2 separate regions of the Mus musculus genome follow, and region 1 is linked to region 2. A link is a loop called in an ENCODE intact Hi-C map of the cell type or tissue named here. Cell type or tissue: gastrocnemius. All regions are shown on one strand. Links, peaks and the distances in the headings refer to the core of each region. The heading gives the core; the rest is flanking DNA.

Region 1 (8,000 bases), core at 1-8,000, 230 kb before region 2:
TTTCTCTGTAGTTCAGCCAACCTTACAATGAGAGTTTCTGTTTGATTTTCTGCAACTTGAGCTCTATTGCTACAAGAGAGAAGATTCTCCTCAAGGACACACTTAGCAACTTTTAGATCGTTTACTTGTGTCTGGAGCCTTTCGATTTTATCACACAACTCCTTCCTTTCATTCATCATTTTTTCCACAGATACTAAGAGCAGCCAGCCAGTAAAATCATTTTTCGATTTTTTCCCCATCTTGTAGAAAGCTTTGTGCACTGAATCACCTAATTCATTAAGAAAATCAAGGGCATTAGCTTCTTTAAGTTCGGAATATAGTTTCAACCATGGGTCTTCAAAATTCTCTGAGCTCCCAGGAGGGAGAGAATCTGGAGAGGTTTCAATATTTGAAAGTGCTGGTGGATCAACAAGCCAATTCCAGTATTTTAAAAGATTCATCCTTGTACTTCTGTTACTCTAGAACCACTCCTGGTACCAACTTCTGTATTAGTCAGGGTTCTCTAGAGTCACAGAACTTATGGATAATCTCTAAATAGTAAAGGAATTTATTGATGACTTACAGTCGGCAGCCGAATTCCCAACAATTGTTCAGTCGCAGCTGTGAATGGAAGTCCAAGGATCTAGCAGTTACTCAGTCTCACGCAGCAAGCAGGCAAAGGAGCAAGAGCAAGAGCAAGAGCTAGACTCCCTTCTTCCAATGTCCTTATATTGTCTCCAGCAAAAGGTGTAGCCCAGATTAAAGGTGTGTTCCACCACACCTTTAATCCCAGATGAAAGGCATAGCCCAGATTAAAGGTGTGTTCCTTAACTCGGAGATTCAATCTTCTGGAATCCATAGCCACTATGGCTCAAGATCTTCAAACCAAGATCCAGATAAGGATCTCCAAGCCTCCAGATAAGGGTCACTGGTGAGCCTTCCAATTCCGAATTGTAGTTCATTCCAAATATTGTCAAGTTGACAACCAGGAATAGCCACTACAACAGGGTTTCATTGTAAAGCCCCAGCTGGCCTGAGCTCACAGAGACCCTTCTGCCTCTGCCTCCTGAGTGCTGGAATTGAGGGTCCCAGGAAAGAGACAGCTTAGGTTCTCAAGGATCACAGGTGACCTTTCTACTCATCTTCCCAGGGACCTACATCCACTTAAGGTTGGGATGGGGGAGATTCGGCAAAATCCTGCCACTCAAAATCTGCTGCCCTTTGTTCTGACAAGTCTGGGCAGCGTCTGAACTGTTCCAGGTGCATCTGGTGTGGTCCATGACTGGTCACCTCAACAGTGGAAAGACTCATGCTAAGTTTCTGTGATAAAATAATACGTCAGAAATTAGGTTACATAAAATTTACCATGCACTCAGGCCACTCAGAATGATAAAATTCACAGGTCCACATAAAACCACAGGCTCTTAGAGCCAGAAGACACAGAGACAATGAGAGACCCAGGGACTTAAGTGACTTGCCAGGGTCACAAAGCTAGTGGCTGCAGAGCCTACATATTCCACTGTTCTTTCCCTATACACATTTGGCCTCTCACCTGGATGGTACCAGTTCCTTTCCACCTCTGTCATCCTAAAGGGACAGAGTCCAGATAAAAGAAAAGCCAAGTTAGGGCACCCTCAGTGCCTTGTGTCAGGGAGGGGTGACAGCCAGGACTGGGGGTTGGCGGTACCCAATAGACCACGGATCTGACTGTGTTCTGCAGTGAGGGTCACACGTTGTGCCCTTGGAACACACGTTGACAACTGAAGTGACAACTAAAAATGTGTAGGAGGACAACAACCTCATGAAAAGCACAAGTCACAGAGGTGGCCCAGGGTGAGGGGCGGGCGCTGTTCTCCATGCGACCCAGTTAGAGCTGCTTGTCTCTTCCCCCTGTGAAGGTGTGTGGAAAGGTGACCCTGCGGGTTACGGTGATGTCCTGAGCTGGTCTGTCATGTGATTAGTCAGTCATGCCCTACTGGACTGCAGGGGAGAAAATTAAAAAGCTGGCTTGTGCTTGCCAAGGTGAGGTGGGGGGAGGGGACGATACTTCAGCCCTGGGAAGGCTTGCTTCTACACAGGAGGGGGTGGGGGGAGGGGGGAGTGAGGGGAAGATGGGGGTCCTTTCTTGAATGTGTCTTTTTTCTGTTTTGTAACTTCTAAGCCACCCTGGCAGCTGGAACACACACACACACACACACACAGACACACACACACACATTCTGACACAGTTTTGGGGTGACTGGTGGGGAAAGAACTAAGATTCAGGAGAACTAAGAGCAACACAGCCAGCGCCTTCACAGTAAGAGGACAACGCCTGCTCTGTGTGGTACTGGCTCTGCATGGTACAGGCTGCTGACAACCTCTGTGTGATCAGGCGGCCTGCCTGTCCGAGGTGACACAGTCGGCCCCACCCGCTAGCTGACACTAAGTGCTACCTACCAAAACCAAGCGCAGCTCAGATGAGCCACAGTGGGCTCTTTGCTTAAACTGGCTCGGGCTGACTTAGTTGTAAGGTTTATTGCATTGTACAGTGCTGTGCTTAGCTTTACTGAAAATCCTATCACATCGTGTCTAAAAATGGAAGGAGTTTATTTTATTTTATTTTATTTTTTAAAGATGTGTTGTTGGGCGATCTCAGACTGCTGGGCTCCTGTGACCATAGGCATGTCCTACCCTGCCTGGCTAGGCAGTTAATGTTTTCAGGTGAAAGGCTACGGGACAGACATACCAGAGACAGTTCCAGAGTAGAAGGGGCCAGCCCGGACACTGCTAAGGAGAAGAAATACCTGGTGTGCTGAGCCACACAAGCGCTCTGTGTCTGGGAGGAGACTGCTTCCGGTTTGTGTGGTTTGTGAGAGCGTGGGACGTGGGGTGGTGAGGGGCAGGGATGGGGAGGTCAGTGATGTCAGTATGGACAGCAGGAGAGTGCAGAGGCCTCACTCAGATCTGGAACTATGGTGCAGAGGGACAGGCATACCAGGAGGGATTTCATCAGAGGCCAGTCACACACTGAGACCAGACCAGGGTCTTGCCAGGGTAACCTCAAATTCAGCTTCCTGGATCCGCCTGCCTCAGACTTCTTTTCTTTTCTTTTTTTCCTTCTTTGAGACTTTTTTCTGCATAGCTCTAGCTGTCCTGGAACTCACTCTGTAGTCCAGGCTGTCCTGAACTCCCAGAGATCCACTGGCTGCTACCTCCCCTAGTGCTGAGATTAAAGGCCTACACTGTCTGGCTTGCCTCAGCCTTCGGGACCCTGGTGTTAGAGTTGTGAGCCACTAAGCCTGGTTAGGAAATTATTTCTGGTTAGGTAATGCCTTCTTCACTTATTTCAAAATTCTGACGGTGTAGGAGCGGAGTCTTGCTCTCAGCTGTGGGCAGTGGTGCCTTTACCGCTGAGAGGCCACCAGCAGTATCTCTCTCAGACACATGCACATAAAAGACTCTCTTCTTCTTCTTCTTCTTTCCCTCTTTCCCTGAAAAGGCTCATTCAGCACCTCGGCTGAAAAATATTTCCATCCCAGAGCACAAACAGCATCCCGGAGCAGCTGCAGAGTGAGCCTCCCAGGACAGGACGGCTGTAGCATCCTGGAGATGGCCGTATCCTGTGTTTTGCTCCTGCTCTCTTCTACCCTCTATCTGCAGGGGGGCTCCTTCTGTATAACACTGTACTCTTGATGGACTGTGATGCTTGCTCCAGTGAAGGCTAACACCGATGGCTATAGACACGTTATAATTCAGTGTGTCGAAATTACCTGGAAGACTCTCGCTTATTTTCATAGGCTGCTCACGGTAGTAAACCTTGGTCTCCAGGAAGCAGATAGGGTGTGTGTGTGTGTGCACATGCCTTCAGAGGCCAAAGGCATCAGATAGCTTTGGAGCTGGAGTTTCAGGCAGTAGTGAGCCTCTTAATTTTGGGTTCTGGGAATCAAACCCAGGTCCCCTGCAAGATTTTTACAATCTCTTTATTGCTGAGCCATGTCTCCAGTACCTAAAAGATTTTTTAAAAAGCATGTATTTAGTGTGTGTGTATGTGTGTGTGTGTGTGTGTGTGTGTGTGTGTGTGTACAGAGGCTGAAGGACAACTTGTAGGAATTGCTTCTCTCTTTTCTACTGTGTGGGTGGTGGGGATCGAACTCATGTCATCGGGCTTAACAGCAAGTGCCCTCATCTGCTGCGCCATCATGTTGACCCATACTTCTTGTCACCTTTCTTTTCTGGTCTGTTCCTCAGTGGACTATAATGTCGGCTGACTTGAGTGCTGGCAGCTTACGCTCCTCCCAGTCTCCAACCAGTAGTCACGATTCTCTAAGGCATCTCTCCTCCTCAGGGTGCCTATGAGTTTTACAAACCCATCATATATGCACAGTGATGTGGTCAAGGCAGGGTCAATCTTTAGAATGCTGAGTGACTTTAAATTTGAGAAAATAAATCAGGTCTTTGCATGGAAAATCCCTCATGAAGCAAACATTTATTTTGGATTTTGAGCTTCCTTGCCTACACTGTGAGTAATTTTACTTTAAAAATTAATGACTTTGTCTTAAGACAGTGGGATCCTGGTCAGCATTTCCTTCATAGAACAAGGTTTTTACAACATACAGGGATGAGCAGGGGGCAGGGGACTGCCTGCCTGCTTTTCACGAGCTGCCAGAGTTTATCAACTGAAGCTCCTTTAAGTTCTAATCCCCTCCCACTACATGTCTGTAACACTCCTACCTCCACGGTCCGCCTAGGCTGTCTGCAGGAGCCTTGCTTTGAATTTTCTTCTCTTTCTGTTGTCACTTAAAAGTGTTGAACATCTTTTAAAACAACTAAAAATCTTGCATTATTATAGGTGTGTGGGTGTTTTCTCTGCATATGTGCCTATTGTGTACATGCCTGGGCCTAAGGAGGCCAGAAGAGGGCGTCAGATTCCCTGGAACTAGAGCTACAGATGCTTGTGAGCGCCCACACCAGTGCCGGGAGAGAGGAGCAGTTTCTCCAGCCTGGCATCTCTTTCCCTTCTTCTTTCCCTTCCTTCTCACTTTCCTTTTTATGGTTTTCCGAGACAGGACTTCTCTGCATAGTTCTGGCTGTCCTGGAACTCACTCTGTAGATCAGGCTGGCCTCAGAGATCCGTCTGCCTCAGCCTCCTGAGTGCTGGGATTAAAGGCGTGCACCACCACCGCCCAGCCTGGAGTCTCTTTTCTAATATCCCAGCTCACTCTGATCACCATCATTACTGACAACACAGGTGTGAAGCTCTGACCCTCAGTTTCTGCCCTGGTTTGTACCACACTAGCTGTGATCTGGGCAAGTCATTTTCCTCCATAGTGAATGACTTTACTGTTAGGAACAATAAAGTAGGAGTTTAATCAAAACGATTTCTAAACTCCCTTCCACTCCTAAAACTTTATGACAGCCAAGTTGTTTCCTTTTCCTTTTTAATGATCTAATAGCGTCAGTCAGTTACAATGTCCATATCTCAAGGAGCCTACAAAGAAGAAACGAGGGGCTGGGGAGCTGGCTCAGCAGTTAGGAGTGTGTACTGCTCCCCAGAGGACCCAGGTTCAGTACCAAGGGACCGGATGCCGTCTTTTGACTTCTGTGGGCTTACACACACACACACACACACACACACACACACGCACGCACGCACGCACGCACACACACACACACACACACACACACGCACTCTCTCTCTCTCTCACCTACCTCCCTTTCCTTATATGTGCCCCATACCCATATCTTTTAAAGTCTAAAAAAAGGATAAAACTAGCTGGGCAGTGGTGACGCACATCTTTAATCCTAGCACTTGGGAGGCAGAGGCAGGTGGATTTCTGAGGTCGAGGCCAGCCTTGTCTACAGAGTGAGTTCCAGGACAGCCAGGGCTATATCTGGAATTACTGGTTGGTGTGGCACACAGACTGCTGAGTTACCCCAGCATCTCCATCTTGTTTAATGGAGGCAGGCCTCTGAATATGACATAACACACCTGCTGTTAGGTTAGTTTACATGGCAATGGTGATAGGCAGGTCACTCTCCTGACCTCTTTCTACAGGAATCTACTGTAGCAATTTTAGAAGAAGGGAGTGGCTGGACCGAGAACTGTTACATGGCTGGACCGAGAACTGTTACATGGCTGGACTTGCTGTGGCCCATGGAGAATCAATAGCCAGCAGGAGAAAGATGACTCAGTCCCACATAGAAATGAACAGGATTCTGCTAACAACTGAAAACCTTGATTGCAAGCCCCCTTAAGGTCTGAGCAGAGGGGCTGCAGAGGTGGCTCAATGGTTAAGAGTACTGGTTGCTCTTCCAGAGGATCTAGTTCTAGGACCCAAGTTCGAAACCCAGAACCCCACATGGCAGACCGCAGATCACAACAGTCTGTAGCTCCAGTTCCAGGGAACCCCCAACCTCTGCAGGCACCAGACATGCATGTCATGTGTAGACACACATGCAGGACATACACAAAAGCAAACTACTCAGATCACATAAAATAAAAATAAATCTAAAAAACCAACCAAAACTGCACAAAAAGATCTGAGCAGGGGCTCCAGAGGCAGCACCCAGGCTCTCAACCACCCCAGTCGCTAGTCACCAGCGACTATCAGTGTATTTCAGCTGCAGCACTGGCCTTTATTGCTCAGAAGCAAGTAGAGCTGGCCCGTGGGCACAGTTTATGACTGGGAAAGTCCCAGGCTCCTCAGGTCACACTTTATTTATAGCTGCCCTCGATTTTTCGCTGTGCTATTCCTTTGCGCAACTACAGCGCCTCACTGCTCAAATGAGATTCGGGAGAGGCACTAGCCGAGGTCTAATTAAGTTTTAAATTTTCTAACAAGGAAATAAAAGCCCCCCCCCCCGCCCTTTCTTTTGGGAATCTGACAGATTTTCTCTGACTTTAAATTTATCTGATAATTATAAATTAGTCCACTTTCACCTGGATTTGCGCGTAACTCTGGGCTGTAACAAGATGGCTAATGTTCACTGCCATCACTACTGGAGTTAGTCACCTAGGAGACACACCTTTGGGCATGTCTGCGAGAAGGCCTAACTGAGGAGGAAGACCTATTCTGAAGGTGAGGTGATCCAATAGGTTGGGCCAGAAAAAAAAGTCAGAAGAGGAGAAAGCGACCTGGGCAGCTGTGTTCATCTCTCTGCTGCCTGACAGTTGACCGATGTGGCCTCTCCTACCACCCCAGCTGGAGCCCTGCAGCCCCTCCGACCGCCCCAGCTGTGATGTGCTGGGCCCCCATGAGTGGACCCCCCCCAGGGATTACATCTAATGCTAACATCCTGGGGTGCTTTCCACCGGGGCTCTGGCACCTGGAGACCCTTTACTTTTCTGGCAGAAACAAGACATGCTTTGAGATTTAGAGGCCATAGCTCATTCTTAAGCTCCAGCTCGAATCCAACTGTTCCATCACAGGAAGGTGCTAGGGAGGGAGTCATGTTCAATTTCCCATAACCGTTTTCAGCAGATTGCTTCCATAACTCAGGCAGCCCGTCAGAGGTGATACACTTAATTTTATGGGTTTGCATGCACAGTAAGAGTTGGTTGTTCTTATGTACTAAATGAGAAATGACCTAGAGAGGAAATTCAGTCTTTCCTGGAGACCGTGTCTTCAGGAGGTCAGAAACCACCGGGGGACACTTCATTCTTATCTGAGTTGCTACCACGTGGTTCATACAAACAACAACAATAACACAATACAACAAAACAACTAAGCAACCGCCACCACCTCAGGAAACTTCCGGTATGAGGACGGGATCATGTCCACTGATGGAGTGCGCCCATCGGTCTGCACCTGCTGCCTGTCAGGACGCCTTGAACTGCTGAGGCGAGCTTTAATCTGTAAGGTAGTGAAGGTATTGGGCTCTGCACCTGCTGCCTGTCAGGACGCCTTGAACTGCTGAGGCGAGCTTTAATCTGTAAGGTAGTGAAGGTATTGGGCTGGGAACCTGGGAACCGTACCCTCCTGAGGGTACAAACATTAGCATATTAAAAGCCAGGGGGGGGTGTGTGCTTAGGGAGAAGC
Region 2 (16,829 bases), core at 8,830-16,829:
GCTGGGAGTGTGCTGTGGGTATTTGTGCCCTCCAGACACTTGTCAAACAGGTACTTCAGTCACACTCGCCATAGGTGATAATTAGGTGACAGGTGGACTAAACTGCTTGGTACTGAGCACCAGTGTCAATTTTCTCACTGCTGAGAAACTCAGTCCAAAGATGGGGATCAAAACTGTCCTTAAATCCAGAGACAACAGCTAGCTCACTTTTTTTTTTTAAAGTTTTTGAGACAGAGACTCACTGTGAAGCTCAGGGTAGACTTGACCTCATGGTCCTCTTGTCTCTGCCTCCAAGATGATAGGATTACATCTGCTACAAGCCTGACTCATATTAGACTTTGAACAAATATAATTTACTTCATAATTATCAATTTATATATATTTTGAGACAGGGTCTGTAGCTCAGGTTAGCCTCCAACTTTCTTTGTAGTTGAGGATGGCCTTGAACTTGTGGTCTTCCTACCTCTACCTCCTGAGTGCTAGGGTTAAAGGCACACAGTAAGAGAAAGAACTGGAAGCTGGGTGGGTAGGAAGGAGGTGGAGGATCTGGGAGGAGTTGGGGGAGGGGAAAGAATATGACCAAAGTATAGTATAAAAATTTCAAAAGATGAACAAAAATGTTTTTTTAAAAGGTGTATATCATTAATCTCAAAATCCTGACTGCCACAGTCCACTTCCAGTAACAAGAGCCAGTCAGTTTATGCAGCCCTGGCCTGCGTGATCCAGATCACCAAGGCCCAAGGCCTGAAAACTGCCAGGCAGGCGCTCTCCCACTGAGCTACACCCTAGCCTAGCCACAAAGATCTTAAGCCATTGAAAAGACAGGAAAGAAACTGATGGATAAAGGCTACAGGACAACAACTGCTAGACACAGTCCCCTCCCCTGCGGCTGAGCGAACAAAGGGAGTCCACTGGAATTATTAAACCTAAGAAAAGGGGCCCTCGTTGACGCTTTATTTTATGTCATCTCTGTGCAACTGATCAACAGTATCTGTGTTCTGGTAACAGCGGCTGTATCAGTGTTTACTGGCCTATGAGCCTCATGGTTGTTCCAGATTCTTGTGAAAATTTAGCATCTTCTGTATCTTTCTCATTTTAACCATTTCCCTGGTCTTGAAGGGCTATAGCATTGTGGGTTTGGTTTGTATCTAATTGGTTGGTAATGAAGTCACGCCCCCTTCCTATTGCTTTCTGGGTTGTTTAGAAGTCTTCTCTTGTAAAGTATCTATTCAAGTCTCTTGCCCATGGTTTGTAAGAATTCTTTGTGTATTTTGGCTAGAAGCTCTCTGGAATCCATCATCCCAGTGTTCTCAATGATGCTTGAGCAGCCTTGGCAGTTCAAAATGTACTTCTTTTGAATAAATGGCCCCAGGAATGGAATTACCATGTTGATCTTATTGTAATGCCTCAACAAACAAAAAAACAGTCCATTAAATTCCCATTCTCCCTCTTGTGAGAGGACAAGACTCTGTGTGTGTTAGTCATTTGTGTCTCTGTGTGTGTGTCTCTGTGTATATGTGAGTGGTGTGTGTCTAAGTGTATGTATGTTTGGTGTGTGTCTGTGTGTCTGTGAAAGGTGTATGTGTATGTGTGTGAGATGGTGTTTGTATGTGTGTATGTGTCTGTGTATGCATGGTATGTTCATGTGTATGTGTGTGTGTGTGGTGTGTCTGTATGTGTGTGGCATGGTGTGGTGTGTGTGTATGGTGTGTGTATGTGTCTGTGTGTGTTACAGTATGTGCATGTGTGTGTGTGGTATGTGTATATGTGTGGTAGTGTGGTATGTGTGGTGGTATGTGTATGTGTGTGTACATGTGTGGTAGTGTGGTATGTGTGGTGGTATGTGTATGTATGTGTGTATGGTGTGTGCGTGTATGTGTGTAGGCATATTAGAGTTTTGCACAGACCTAGGATTTGTTGACTCAGCTAGGCTAACCAGCAAGCCTCAGTGTCCCCTCATCTCTGCCTCCCTCCACCTCATCCCCTAAGGCTGGGATTGTAAGTGTGCACCTTCATGCTCATGGTTCTAAAAACGTGGGTTCTGAATATCAAACTGAGATCCTAACATACCTGGAGAGCAGTTTACCCACTGAGCTCTCTTCCTCTGACACTGGGGACACCCATGGCCCTGGTTCAACTTCAGAAAGACATTTTTTAAGAAAGAAAGGCATGAAAAAAGAAACATGGTGCTTTTTGTTGAAGTTTTAGCTTTTGTGAGACAGAGTCTCTTCTGATAGTTCAGGCTGGCCTACAAATCGCTGTGCAGCCCGGCAGGTCCTGAACTATCCTGGCATCGTGTCTTCTAATCATCTAATCAGAATCTCGATTTTTTGTTTGCCCTCTGAATGGTGAAATAGTTAACCTTAGTTAAATAGAATTAGACTCTGTAACACAAAACTAACAGCAACACAAAACAACCGCAAAAAAGCCAAACAAAGGGAAAAAACCCACTGTAACTTTTTGATGACTTCAGTAATGTTGGTTGGGTGATTATTGTGTTAGTAGTGTGCTTTAAATTTATGCTGTGTTAATACGCAAAGATCATTCTAGAGGTCTTCCCTCTCTCTCTCTCTCTCTCCACACACACACACACACACACACACACACACACACACACACACACAAGCTTTTAGTCTATTAGCACTGTCCTTAGATGTTGGCACCATCGAGGCAGATCAGGCCAGAGTCTCCTGGCCTTTAGCTGCAGCCGGTCTCCACTCGCTTTTTGCCAGCACCAACATCGGCCTTTGCAGTGTCCTGAACCTTCTTCATTCTGTTCTTGCATTCCTTTCCCCAGTTTTTGGAGGTCTTTCTTCTCATAAATGTCAGATCCCAAAGAAACCTAGACAAGGCGGTACCTGTGGCTCCTCCCACACTGCCTACCCCGCCCCCTACCCATAACATCTCCTGTCCAGGGGCTGGGCTTTGCTGGTTCCCCAGCTTCTCATTTCTATATAATCTTGCCTCTTGGGTGCTCTCTTGGCCCCTTGGTTTCTCCCTCTCCCTCTCTTTCTCCCTTCTCCCCTCCCCCTTCTCTCCCTACCCCCCAGCCCCCTCTTGGCCCAGTTTAGTCTGGACCCTTCCAGATGCCTCTGGCCGAATTCCCCCTCAGATCTACAATAAAAAGTTTTCTCCTCAAACATACTCTGAAGTGCTCATGTCATTTTCATTCAGTAAATGCCGTGTCTTTTTTTTTTTAATATTTATTTATTTTATTTATGTGAGTACACTGTCTCTGTCTTCAGACACACCAGAAGAGGGCATTGGATCCCATTACAGATGGTTGTGAGTCACCATGTGGTTGCTGGGAATTTAACTCATGACCTCTGGAAGAGCCGTCAGTGCTCTTAACCGCTGAGCCATCTCTCCAGCCCATAAACTCTGTGTCTCACAAGCCTGCGTTTAGGCTCATTCTTCTTTGCATAGTGCCAAGAACCTTCCATCATGTGAAGCCAGCTGTCCCGCCACTACCAAAGATGGCCTCTGGTGTGGTTTTGTACATTTTGGCTAGCCTTTCTCGAATTCCTGTCTTTTCTACCGTTGCCTTCCCAGGGTGAAGGACATCCTCTGTAGCAGATGATCAGACATGAACTTCCTGCTCTGCATCATTACTGCATCACTCATGATAGTGGTGGTCCCCTGCCAAGGGTGGGGGAGAGGGAGACTTTTCATTCGTTTCAGTGATGGGTAAATGCTAGGTGGAAAAAAATGGGTTCCATTTCAAGGTCAAGGTTATGAGAATTAAGTGAATATCTCAGAAAAAGAAATGCGTAAGCAAGAAGAATTCGGGGAGTGCTTGAGTCTCATACCTTTGCCTAGCTTTCCTAGCATGGGAGCCTCCATTTGATTGACAGGCTTATGGGATGATAAATGCACTGACCTATCCAGGTTATCCCCCTTCTCTCACCCACATTTGGGATTACTAGTTATTATTTTCTGAGTTTCCATCCAAATCTTATGTGATTTTTGCTCCCACATTCTGGCAGCTAAGAGTGACTTTCAAAGTGCTTAATTAAGGATGATTTGCTAATGATTATCATCTCTGAATAATTTCCCTCCCCTTTCATTCCTTTTAACTGTGTATATTTTCCGAGGGCCAGTGTTTTTTTGTTTTTTGTTTTTCCATTCCTTTGGCTGGTTTTTGTAAAAGTTAACTCTCCCCTCCTTTTGACTTTAACAAATAGGATCCCTCCTCCTATCTGTCCCTTGATCCTTTCCAAATCAGCAGTAGTTGCCGTAAGTGACGGGATGCTGGAGACAGGATGCCAAGAGCAGTGGCTAAATTTAAAGAGCCGTGCTTGCACCTGTTGTTCATTGGCAAAGCCCACGCTCCCACCCACAACTTCCTCTACCCCCTGCTTCCCACCAACTGCAGCCTATGACCCAGAACCTTCACGCTTTCCCCTGGAAGTCAGTCCTGATGATGGTGGTGTCCAATCCATCCAAACTGAGGAGAAATATATTAGTTTTGACAGTAACTTAGTTTAGATTCAGAGGAGCTGAAATTTGGGCCAAACTCAGCATGATATTAAAGATGTATCTCACCTTGAAGTAGGCAGATTCGTGTGGCTAGAAACCAGCCCACGAAGGTTCTTTTAGACTATTCTGCTTTGTGAAATTCTTTTAGATAGTCTCATCGGAGCTGTCTATAAATTTAAGTGTTGTGAAGAACAGACAGTTGAAGGAAGAACTGGCATTGTCTGGAATTAGCTTTAGGTAACTTGCCAGATTGGCATCCCTAAACCTGGAGGAGTCCCGTAGGACAAAGATAGTTCCACGTAAGGAATTCTCTTACAGGATAGCCCACTGCAGGAAAAAAAAAAAATTCCACTTGACAGGAGGAATTCTGCTGCAGGATACATGTAGGAGATCTGTGGCTGAGTCAGTCAAACTATAGTGATCAGACAGGTCTAGTGAGAGTTTCTTGTAGCATCTCCTATCAGTTACGCTAGCTAGTATGTGGTTATCCTTGGCTATGCCAGACTTGGTCTTTAACAATCCAAAAGGCCTAATGATCACAGAACAGTTATCACATCTGGCACTAAGCTACTGGGATACAAAGTTAGGGGCGCTTGCAAGGAGACTTAAGTTTTACCTAGACGTTTATTTTCAGAGAAGGTTATATTCCCCACCCCCACTTACAGAAGCACAGATGGTTGGGATGGCTTTTGAGAGAGCCCAGGGCACGGGAAACAGGTTTATGAGAAGCGACTGCTAAGCAAGGAGTCACTTCACTATTTGGGATTCCATTCCATGTCAGCCGGGTCTTTTTATTACTCTGGACGGTGCTGAGTTTCATAGCCATGGGAGCTGAATTCTTATGTACTTAGGAGGTGTGCTATATTTGAATACAAAATTAATAGCTTTGGTCACTCTAGAGAGAGACAAAAGACTTCCTAGATCCAAAAGTCTAGTAAATATCAAAGACTACAAAAGGGCGTGAGCCAATCTACCGCAAAATGAAAGACAGCCTTAAAATTTGCTGCCAGGCTCCCGGATTCTGAGAAACAGGAACAAAGGCAATCTACCTGAACAATTCCTGCCCTGCTCACCTCAGTGTCTCCTTGCGGGTTCTGTGCATGAAAGAAAAAAAGATCGAGGCTTGCATGTTGCCGACAGAAAATAAGATTAGACCACAGGCTGATTGAGTTATAAAATATGGAGTCAGTCATTCCTTTGGAAATCAGGGCCTGAGCCTCCCACTAACAAGCATTTTTAGAGGGATAAGTAAATACATTTCTGACTTGGAGTCGGTCTGTGTTAGAGTTGGGACAAGTGGGAGTATTGGAGGGAATAAGGAAAAACAAGGAGAGCATGGGTGTGCTTCTGTGTATGATGAAGTGAAAGCAGATATATAGAGGAAAAGATATAATATATTGTGTATGTTATATATACACATATATACATATAATGTATACATGTAAATGTACATATGTATATACATACATGTATATATGTAAAGTAATATAGTTTACATAGGTTATGATATATAACGTATCATAATAATACACTACATTATATTTATATCTCATATTGTATATCAGTGTTTTTCATATATGTGTATGTTATATACAAAGAAGCCTTTAAAGGTAGTTGAACCTCTCTCATCTACACTGACTAGAAATATTTACTGTGCAGATGAACTAGAAATAGTTACTGTGCAGAGAAAGAACAGCAAGGAGCACTGAAAGGAGGAAGTCTCAGGAACTTGGTTGTGGTGATGGAGAGGTTGCTCCTAACGGAGGTAGGCAAGAGAAATGTGTGATGACGTCCTGAGAGAATGAAGCAAACATAAAGGACAGATAGGGTCGGCCCAGGGAGGGGCTCCCCTAACATCTGAAAGCTGCAGCCTTTCCTTCTGCCCTTTGTTTGGATGTACTCTTTCCTGTTCACTCAGAACTACTGCTAGCACGCAGATAATACTTCACATTATCGGTGAACCAGGAAACACAGCCCCCAAATCTCTGAGGAGAGTCCCGTCGTGTTTGCTTGCTCAAGTCAGTGCGTGTGCTTCACCTGGCCACCCTACCTGTTCTGGAACCCTTGGGTAAATATTCCTTTGCGTTGAATCATAGCTGGGAGCTGACTTCAGTGTACGGTTTAGTAGGGAAATGGGTTAAAGTTTCATGCTCCAAGAAATACACTCTGATTCGTTTTAGCTTTTTTTAAAAAAGAAGCAATCTGTTTTTTTTTTTTTTAAGGATTGGCATAGAAATTAATGTTCAACTGAGTATGTTTTAATGGCATGTTTTTAAATTATAAAATTAATATGCAGGTGGGAACAATTTAAATCACTTAAAAGAGCAGGTGTCCCTCAAAACTTCCCCAAGGCAACGTGTCTTCCTATTTATTCCTTTAAATTCACCACCTGAGTTATTTTATATATATATATACACATATATTATATATATGTATATATATAAATTAAAGGTGGGGTCTTACTATATTGTCCTGACCAGTTTGGAACCGGGACACATTTGAGGTAGGACAGGTTGGCCTTGAACTCACAGAGATCTTCCTGCTTCTGCCTCTCACTGTAGTGCCAGGGAAGTGTTAGTGATGCCCCCCAAAAAACAGACAGGAGCCGACCTGATGCAACTCACAGCAGGGTCTTTATTCTATTTGAGCTACCTCCTCCCCCATCCCCCAGTGCACCACCATCATGCAGGATAGTTTTGGCGGTGGTGGAAGCCCCGAATATCTATTGAATATCTATCAGGGCAAGGCTTTATAGTAAGCAGCGAGCAGGGGCTAAGTGTGCAAGCATCTAATTGGAAAGCTACTGTGGCTGGTGTTGGAGTCATATTATAAACTTAATTTCTGCTTCCCTCTGCATTGGTGGTCGTTAGGCAGGAGGTGGGCTTGTAACCTGGGGGTGCAGGTTTGTTGGGGGAATAACCTGGAGATGCTGGTCTTGTTGAGGTTGTAACCTGGGGACACTGGCCTTATTGGGGGTTAACCTAGAGACCGTAGCTAGGCTGGGATTTTGTTGGGGGGCAACTTGGACACTAATGCTAGGTACCAGCCTGTTTGCCTGAGTTCAAACTTAGATCAGGTTCTCTAAAATGGAGTCTGAACTTAAAAGATTTGGCCTCTCATCACGAGTTGGGATTAAAGGCATGTGCCACCATGCTCAGCCCTATCTATGATGTTAAAATTGTTTTGCATATTTATTTTTATTATTATTATTGTGTGCGTGAGTGCACAACACAGAGCATGGACGGAGGTTATATGACACCTTTTGAGAGATAGTTCTCTTTTTCTACCTTTCTTGGGTTCCAGACCAAACTCAAGTTGTCAGACAGGTGCAGCAAGCCCCTCTACCTGCTGAGTCAACTCACCGGCTCCCATGTTAAGTGTGATTTCAAAATAATCATGCATACTATATTATTTATAGTTTTATATCTCATACACGATTTCAGCCAAACCAAAAAAAAAAAAAAAAAGCACAGAACTACTGTATTCTTTTCTTTCTTTCTTTTTTTCTTTCTTTCTTTTTTCTTTTCTGAAGACAGCGCCGCACATAGCCCAGCCTGGTCTTGAACTCTAGGAACTGAGGATGGCCTTGCACTCCAGACTTGACCTTGCTTCTATTTCCCAACCACTGACATTAGCGGTATGTGCCGCTATGCCCAGTTTACTTTAATAAAGAATAAGTACATCATTTCTTGGTCTTTTGATTAAGTGTGAAAGTGTAGACAGGACAATTCTTTTTGTTGTTGTTTATTTTTTATATTTGAGATAGATGAACTAGAGTTTTGTCTGTGTAGCCCAGGTTGGCTTTAAACTTGGCCATCTTCCTACCTGAGCTTTCCTAAGGTTGGATTATAAGAACATGCCAACACCCCCCCCCTTTTTTTTTGAGATAATTTTTCACTATGTACTCCAGGAACTTGTAATTTTGCCTCAGCCTCCCAAGTGCTGGGATGTAGCACGTGTGCCAATATGGTTGATCTGTGGATAGTTAACTTTTGTATATGGTTGGATAATATTTTGTTAAGCGATTGAAGTCTAATTTACTTGGCAGGCACTTTATTGGAAGATATGGAGGTTATCTTCAACTTCTCACCAAGTGTGTGTCCTTCTTTAAAGATGTGTTACGTCTAGAATGGCCAGCGCGTCCCTGACACATGAGTGGCAAAGGGTCCATCTTAGGTTTGAGGACTCCGTTCTGCTGAACCCTTTCTCCGTAGTAAGCCTGGCCAACCAGTCCCTGTAGTCCTCTGCCACCGAGGGAAGGTTTTATTTCACTTCTTTTCCTGGGTGAAGATAAATGACAGTTGTTTAGTTCAATTGTTAGATCTACATTATAAGATCGTGGTGTACTGGTAGATGCTATATGTAGCCTAAGGTAGGGGCATCAGAGATTTAATTTTCATAGATATGAGATGATATATTTTGGAATACAGCAATGCCTCTAGTTTCAGATATGTACATTAAAAAAAAACACTGTGACTTTTCCCCCAGGTTGTTTTCTTTTGTTTTATATTTCCCCCAAACATCTAGCTATGTAGTCCAAGATGGCCTCCTAATCACAGAAGTCCTCCTGCTTCAGCTTCCCGAGTTATGTGATCACAGGTGTATGCTACTGTGACTGGCCAGTACTGAATGTGGTTCTTTTTTCTAATGCCCAGGACTAAATCTCAGTAGTGCAGGGTAGACATTGGAAAAACAGAAGAACGGCAATTCTAGTGAGATTTCCCAAAGTGTAAAGCAGAGACAGAGATGGAACACTCTTGGCCAGGGCCTGGAGTTATCAAAGAAGAAGGAAGAGGAGGAGGAGGAGGAAGAGGAAGAGGAAGAGGAAGAGAGGAAGAAGAAGAAGAAGAAGAAGAAGAAGAAGAAGAAGAAGAAGAAGAAGAAGAAGAAGAAGAAGAAGAAGAAGAAAACAATCTAAAACCCAAAGGCGAGACAGAGAGAAGGGAATGTGCAGTATGGCTAAATACTTGAGATGCTGTGTTGGTAACTATAGATGGGTAAAAGGCAGTTGTGACTGAAGTTGTTCCAGCAATGCCAAGAATTCCAAATGGGGGCTTGTTGCATTCAGCTGTTGAGATGGAGCTCATTCCTCAGGTCCCAGGTTTCTCTTGTGGAACTTAAAGCTCTTTGGGGGTCACCAGGAGAAACCCACCATCTTACTTTTCTGGCCAAAGAATTAACTGAGAAGTTGGCCAAGGAAGCAAATTCTAGTCAAACTTTAAAGAATATTATTAGAACAAGTAATACAAATTTTAATTTTTAAAACTTCATGTAGGGTTATATAGCCTACAGTGATGTTTATTAGAATTTTTAAAAATCTAAACCTTCCCCCACTTGGATTTTAAAAAGGAGCTGAAAGAATTGAGTGGCTCTTAATAAGAAACAGCTCGGAAGTCTAAGAAAGTAGAGGAACTGCAGGTTTCCTTTGTTACACCACATTCAACGAACCATTGCTAGGAACTTAGTTTCTTGTGTAGTGGTTCTCAACCCTCCTAATGTTGTGACCCCTTAATACATTTCCTCATACTGTGGTGACCTTAAACCATAACACTGTTTTTGTTGCTATCTCATATCTGTAATTTTACCACTGCTTTGAATCATAATGTAAATACCTGTGTTTTAGGATAGCCTTGGGAAACTCTTGTGAAAAAAACTTTTGACGCAAAGGGTCGCGACCCATCGGTTGAGAAACCTTGTCCTGTGGCAAGTCGTGTTTTCAAGAGAAAGTTGAGTGAGGTCAGTCCAAGCCAGGCATGATGGTTCATGCTTGTGATCATAGCACTCAGGAGGCTGAGGCAGGACGATCATAAGTTCAAGGCTAGCCTCAGGATGTAGTATGACTTAATCTCAACAAAAATCCGAAGTACTACAACAAAACAACAACAACAACAAAAAGGGTAATTCTACGCTGGGTGTGATGGTCCATACCTATAACCCCCAGCACTGGGGATGGTGAGGTTGGAGGTGAGTTTGAGGTCATCCTGGGCTACATAGAGCATTGCCGGTCAGGCTGGGCAACATAATGACAGTCCCCCGTATCCCCGACCCCCCCGCAAAAAAAAGTTATTCTCAACTGTGTTCTACTTGCTATCTTAGCAAAATTATGAAACTTGGTTCATCTTTACATGGCTTTATTACATTGCTGGCGTCTTCTGTTTTTGTAGTTTATTTTAAAAGGGAGACCAAGGTCAAACATGGTAACGAACAGTGTTGCTTTTAGAGAGGAATGCGGATCTAAGGGTGCTGGGGAAAAGAATCAGATGTTTCAATTGTGTAGCGTTCTGTTCATTCAGCCCAATGGCAGGTACTCATCCTGGGAGTTTGAAGCTACAACCATTCTACCTAATACCATGCTACACAGCACTGCCATTGGATAACTTTACAATTCAGGGTTAGTCTCGGCACATCCAAATGCTATCTGTTATGGATGCTAACTTTAGACATGCGGTCGAGAGTTGTAGCCAACCTCCTTAAAATGACCAGTTGGGTGCTTAGGCAGACAACTTAGAACACTCAGAACTCAACTCGGAACAAGCTCTGCACAGGTATCTATTTCCCCTAGCTCTCTTATCAAGTCACTTGGTAAAGATTAGCCAAATCGAACGGGCAATCCCTTACTGCTCCATTCCCAGAGGCTCGAACGCCAGAGACCGGTCCCCTAGAATTTGCCCGTAAGGTAACTCTGGAAGTGACAGACAGCCCGAAGCCGGGATTCTCCCGCCTTTTGATTGGACTTTGCAGGAAGCCCCGCCTCAGAGGCTTGACTCAGGACTGCAATTGGCCTAGTGAGGCTGAGTGGCGGGTCTTGGCCACGCCCCTGCCGTCCGCTGCGCTGCCTGGGCCAGCGCCGTTTCCAGTTGAGAGATGGCGGCCGCCGCAGGTAGATCGCTCCTGCTGCTGCTCTGCTCCCGGGGCGGCGGCGGGGGCGCCGGCGGCTGCGGAGCGCTGACTGCCGGCTGCTTTCCCGGGCTGGGCGTCAGCCGCCACCGGCCGCACCAGCAGCACCGGACGGTGAGCGAGCGCGGCTCCGGGGAGGGCGGGGCGGCGTGGGGAGCCGCGGGCAGGCCGGGGCGCCCGGCGACTTCCCTCAACTCGCGGCCGCCCCGGGGTGGCGGGCCACCGAGCCGCCGTGTCCTTCAGCGCCTGCGGCGGCGGCGGAGAAGGCAGGGCGGGCGGGAGGCAGGAGAGGAGGAGGAGGGGCGACAGCAGGGATGTTCCCGCAGGACTGGGGACGCCAGGGCGGGGAAGGCACGGGACTTGAACCTCTCCCTGACCCGCCTCCGGGCTCGGTCCCTCCTTCCGTCGTTTCTGACAGCTTTGCTCCAATGCTCCCGAACTGAGCCCGGTGCAAGTTGTCCCCTTCTCACCTCCTCTGGGCGGGTTGGAGCGTCCGGAGTTGCCGCGGTTGCCGGTGTGTCAGGAGAGTGGCAGTGCCATGCTGCTGGGAACTGTCCCCGGAGAGCACCCCGGGACCCCAGGAGGCTGCTGCCTCGCCCTCTCCCGGCCCCCTAGGAACACGCAGGGAGGAAAATCAAACTTTATCCTTCTCTGATCAGGTCCCCTGCCTGTGCGTGTTCTGCTTCCTCGAGGTGGATGCTGCATTGCTTCAGGAGGCAAACACCATCCCCTCGGGTTCTTAAAGATCCCGGTGGTCCCTTCCGAGGGTTGTGCACGCGTGCCCAAAGGAAGGGCAGCAGGCACAAGAGAGGCGGCATGGCAAGTTGTTCACAGAGGGAGAGATTTAGTGATTCCATTAATCAGTTCTTGCCGGGTTTCATTGCTTGGCAAAGAAGGAATTCTGTCAGTAGCCCAGGGGCGTGTGTATGTGTAGTGTTGGCGGTATGGTACCTGAGCTTGGCATGGAGTTCTTGACCTAACAGGTCAGCAGGTTCCCTTCCTTTGGACTTTCGAGGCCCATATGTGTTGGTCTCTGGCCAACTCTTGAGAGAACAAGTGTAGGTTTAATTTCATAAGGTGAACTTGTGTAGTGTGATGAGAAGGCTCACTGCAGCTGGCCCAATAGAGAAGGTGCTGCCTTCAGCCCGTGCATCATGATCTGTCTTGTTCTGTTTCCCTGTCTCCTAAGAGGAAAGGACTAGAGCTTTGCAGAGAGGATAGCCCTAGACCTGTGGTAGCATAAAATTGTGGGAACGCACTATGAAAAGAACCGAGGCGCTGAGAATACAAGATAGTATTGCTATTATTAGTGGTAGTGATGGACCTGAGCTTCCTTCTTGTGAGAAGATTGTACTTTTTCATATTTGGCATACTGACATTGCTTTGCTAAAGCTTTTGGGTGAGAGCCGAGTTTTTCTATAGTTCAATTCTGATTTGCATGTATGATAGCCTCCAGTTATGTTCTCTGAAAGACATACAGGCCACCCCCAAAATGTGATGGCAGTCTTTTCCCTCTGAACTATTGGAAAATTTCCCGAGCTATCTTTGTTTTCCAATGAAGCATCCTCCGATTTTGCAGTTTGTTCTTAATACTGTTTGGGTGTGGTATTCAAGTGGTGTTTGAAAATGTGTGCCTCAGATGCACCGGTCTCTGTGTGTGTCTTCCTTGTAGAGCTACTTCAGACAATATTCTTCTGTGCTATTCTGGGGTGGGTAAAAGTGATGAACTGAATCTGTAACTGAAAGCACAATTAAAAATGAAGTGTTATTTTTGAAGGGCAGAAGTGTTGTCATGGAAATGGTGACTTGTAAATGAACTTAGGAGTCCAAGGTTTGAAAAGAGGTGAACGTGCTTGTTTCAACACGTAGAAGCAGATTCTGAATTTCTGTTCCAGTTGCTCTAAAGCCATCATGAAGGTACCCCCATCCGATTTTCTATGATTCTTCATGTGGCATTCCGTTTGAAAGATGCCTCTTACGGATTTAACTCTTGATATTTCAAGCCTGAAATTGAGGCCCAGAAAAGAGAAAGACTTGGCCAAGATTGCGCAGCTGAGAAGACTGCTGCCCTCTTGGTCTTCTTTTTATTGTATCCTAAACTACAGTTGCCTTTGTATCTCTCCCTTCTCTTATAAAATTAACCCTTTGTCTGCCAGGGAAGTCTTTGTGTTCCACAGTCTCCAGGAGTAGGAATCGCTAAGTGGATATGGTTTTGAGACACATGTGGTAGGAGACTATGGAATAAACCACTTGATCCTACCTGGGGAGGCACTGGGGCCAAGCGGACACATCCCGTGTGTGCAGCAGATGGCAGTCTGCATCGAACCCGATCACAAGCCCAGCTTGTGGCACTCCTATTCAGCAGTAGTAGGGACAGCAAATTGGAGCCAAGGGTCATAGCTAATAATAGCTGCTGCTGCTTCTTGGCTTGAGTCACATTTGTTTGTTTGTTTGTTTGTTTGGGACAGGGTCTCACTATATAGTGGAGGTCCAGTGGCCTCTTTTCTTGCTCTTCCTCTCTCTGGTGTTGGGATTATAGGCATGTGCCACCGTGCTCAGCCAGCCAAGAGTCATCGTTTTAAAAGGAGCGTAGATCAAATAGAACTTGAATAAAATGGTCAACGTGGTTGCACAGTTATAAGCATAACTCCCCCATTAAAATGTAGTCCAGCCTTCTCTCCAACACAGGGTTTGAAATCAAGCCTTACTTTGTTGCCCAGGCAGTCCTCTAGTTCCTGGCTTTAAAGGGATGCCCCCTGCCTCAGTTTCCCACCTAGCTGAGACTAAAAATGTGCATCCATGCACTCTGACTTTAGAGCAGCTGTCAATGGAATACATAGGAGTAAAGATCAATGGCTTTTCCAGGGTTGTTTGTTTGTTTGTTTTTTGCACCATGTAGTGTGGCTTTACTTCTTGTATAAAGAGCCTGCTATGATCTAACTCCAGAGCACCTACAGTGACTATAGCTGTTTGTTGCGACCCTTCCTGTGTGATTAGTGAAGGTGGCTGCTATTTCCAAAGATGCTCCTTGGAGGGGAGCTGCCTTTCACTGTGGGCTGTGCAGTTCCTTTGCTAAATCAAACCGCTTCACCGGGGATTAGGACAGCCTGAATGTTGGCAGTTCCTAGTGGTCAGCCTCTGGGCCCAGTTACAAAATCATAAGCTGCCGTTACACTGTTACAATTTGTAGCTCCTCCTCTCCACACTTTGCAGTGTCCTGGCAGTAATACTATTGCAACTTACCTGAGGCTACTTTGTTTAATACACAGATCCCCTCTGCCCCACTTCCTGCACCTTCCCGAGGGGAGTATACAGCCAAGGCTGGCTTCCAGCTACCTATGCAGTCAGTCCAAGCTGGTCTTGAACTTGCAGTGATCCTCCTGCATGCGATCCTGGATGAGAATTCTAGTCTCAAACCCTAATTCTCTTGAGTTTCTCCTGGTCAGTTTCTGTTTTTTTTTTTTTTTTTTTTTTTTTTTTTTTTTTTCTTTCTATGCTGCATTCATGCACAAAAATTCTGTATTTGAGCTGGCTTCAGCACTGGCCTCAAGTGTTCCATACATATGCACTGTTAAGCAGATTCTGCGTCTGAGCTTCAGCCATAACAACCCCCAGTCATTCCACTTATGTCTAAGGTCCATTTCAGGCCAGACACTGACATAAATAAAACTCCTTGCAAGTCTAACTCCCTCACTTCATAAATCTAATAAAACAGAGGAGTGACATCTGAGGTTATATTTGTGGCAAATAAGAAAGCCGGGATTGAGCTTACTTTAAATGGAAGGCTTGGTTTATATCTTAACTTTGGTGATTCCTGCCTCATAATTTTTTCCGTTCTCCAATCTAAATCCTAATAGAATTTATTACATTCAGGATGCAGATTGACAGTGTACTCAATCTGTTAGCTCTGTGGTGACCAGTAGCTTTCTGTTCATAATCAGTTAAAATAACGACAATTACCCAGATTATTAGGAATATATGCTTCCATTAGATTCCAAACAGGTTGTTTTCTGTCTACTAAAGTGTTGGACTACTGAGGGTCCTGGGTGAATTGGTTTAGAACACACTTGTTTTACTTTCATCTTAAAAATCTTATTTATTTTGAATCCTGTAAAATATTTTAGTGAATGAACATGGATTTATTCATCAAATTCTGATTATTTGATCATTTTAAGGCTCCGAGAACTTTATCTTATGCTCTGTGAAACTCTTCATACAAGAAAAAAAAAACTAAACAGAAAATTCACCATTAAGAATTATGTAGTCAAAGACAATAAAGTGACAGCCAACCTTTCTATCTTATGTTGGGGCTTCACATACCTCCTGTTAGGTCTTCTACAGTATGGTGCCACTATGGGACTCTTCACTGGGATTGAGGCCAAGAATATATTTTACTATTTTAGGATATGTGCTCAGCTTTTGAACCTTTTTTCTTAATTGGACTGATTAATGCTAAGCCAGGGCTCATGGACACATTTAAACTACTAGAGTATGTTATTCGGAATATTATAATTATTGTACACAAGTAATTCTAGAACAGAACCCAGAAGCCCTTAGAGCCGTAGTTCTCAACGTGTGGGTCATGACCCCTGGGTAGGGAATTGAACAACCTTTTTACAGGGTCTCCTGAAGCCATTGGAAAACACAAATATTTACATTACAACTCATAGCAGTAGCAAAACTACAGTTATGAAGTCGCAATGAACATAATGATATGGTTGGGGGTCAGCACAGCATGAGGAACGGTATTAAGGGGTCACAGCATTAGGAAGGTGGAGGACCTCTGCCTTAGAGGATGCAGGCACCTGAGAGTGATGGAATGGATTTTCATGGTATCCGTGAATGCAGAGCTGAGAAGGCCTGTTACTTTCTCTATTCCCCCGTCCAGTTCTTTTCCTTCTAAATTACATGGTTGTGGATTTTGCTCTAAAGTGTTAACACTGGTTTTAAAAGGTGAGTTGGAAAAAAAAGTTATCTAGGGTGTAATTCTTAGAGTAAGTGCAGAGCGTGAGTCAGGCTTGAGCAAGTGTTCTCTGATACGCATCAAGCTTAAGAAACACCTGCCAGGAGGAATTTCTTTTCTGGTCCAGTTTATTTGGAGTTCTGTAGGCTTCTTGTATGTTCATGGGCATCTCTTTCTTTAGGTTAGGGAAAGGAAGACCAACGAGTGGATACTTTGTTCCTTCTTAGAATGGGTAACAAAATACCTTTGGAAGGAGTTACAGAGACAAAGTTCGGAGCTGAGACAAAAGAAAGGACCATCCAGAGACTGCTCCACCTGGGGACCCATCCCATATACATCCACCAAACCCAGATAGTATTGCATATGCCAGCAATATTTTACTGACAGGACCCTGATATAACTATCTCTTGTGAGGCTATACCAGTGCCTGGCAAATACAGAAATGGATGCTCACAGTCATCTATTGGATGGAACATAGAGCCCCTAATGA

What was found. Peaks named below come from ENCODE experiments on the same cell type or tissue, not always from the same donor. Only the 100,000 strongest peaks of a DNase experiment are listed, where the experiment ranks them.
Region 1: it touches region 2 in a loop (2.0-fold over the local background); 2 of 42 quality-filtered maps call a loop at or near these places.

The regions. Positions count from the first base shown.
Region 1 is chr10:59,843,500-59,851,499 of GRCm38, reverse strand. The region is part of intron 10 of Micu1 (mitochondrial calcium uptake 1); the gene reads right to left. Among named protein-coding and RNA genes, the nearest start is that of Gm23803, 30 kb to the right of the region's middle. In gastrocnemius, for the core only: a CTCF peak has its summit at 4,873 (motif pointing right); no DNase peak of the experiment used is centred there; H3K4me3 peaks cover 1,461 bases; H3K27ac peaks cover 3,083 bases.
Region 2 is chr10:59,611,185-59,628,013 of GRCm38, reverse strand. Mcu (mitochondrial calcium uniporter) reads left to right here and starts at 11,322. Exons shown (of 8, transcript NM_001033259.4): 1 at 11,322-11,490. The coding sequence starts at 11,344. It also overlaps the pseudogene Gm51790. In gastrocnemius, for the core only: a CTCF peak has its summit at 12,021; DNase peaks (open chromatin) are centred at 11,266, 11,690 and 13,684; H3K4me3 peaks cover 3,267 bases; H3K27ac peaks cover 4,037 bases.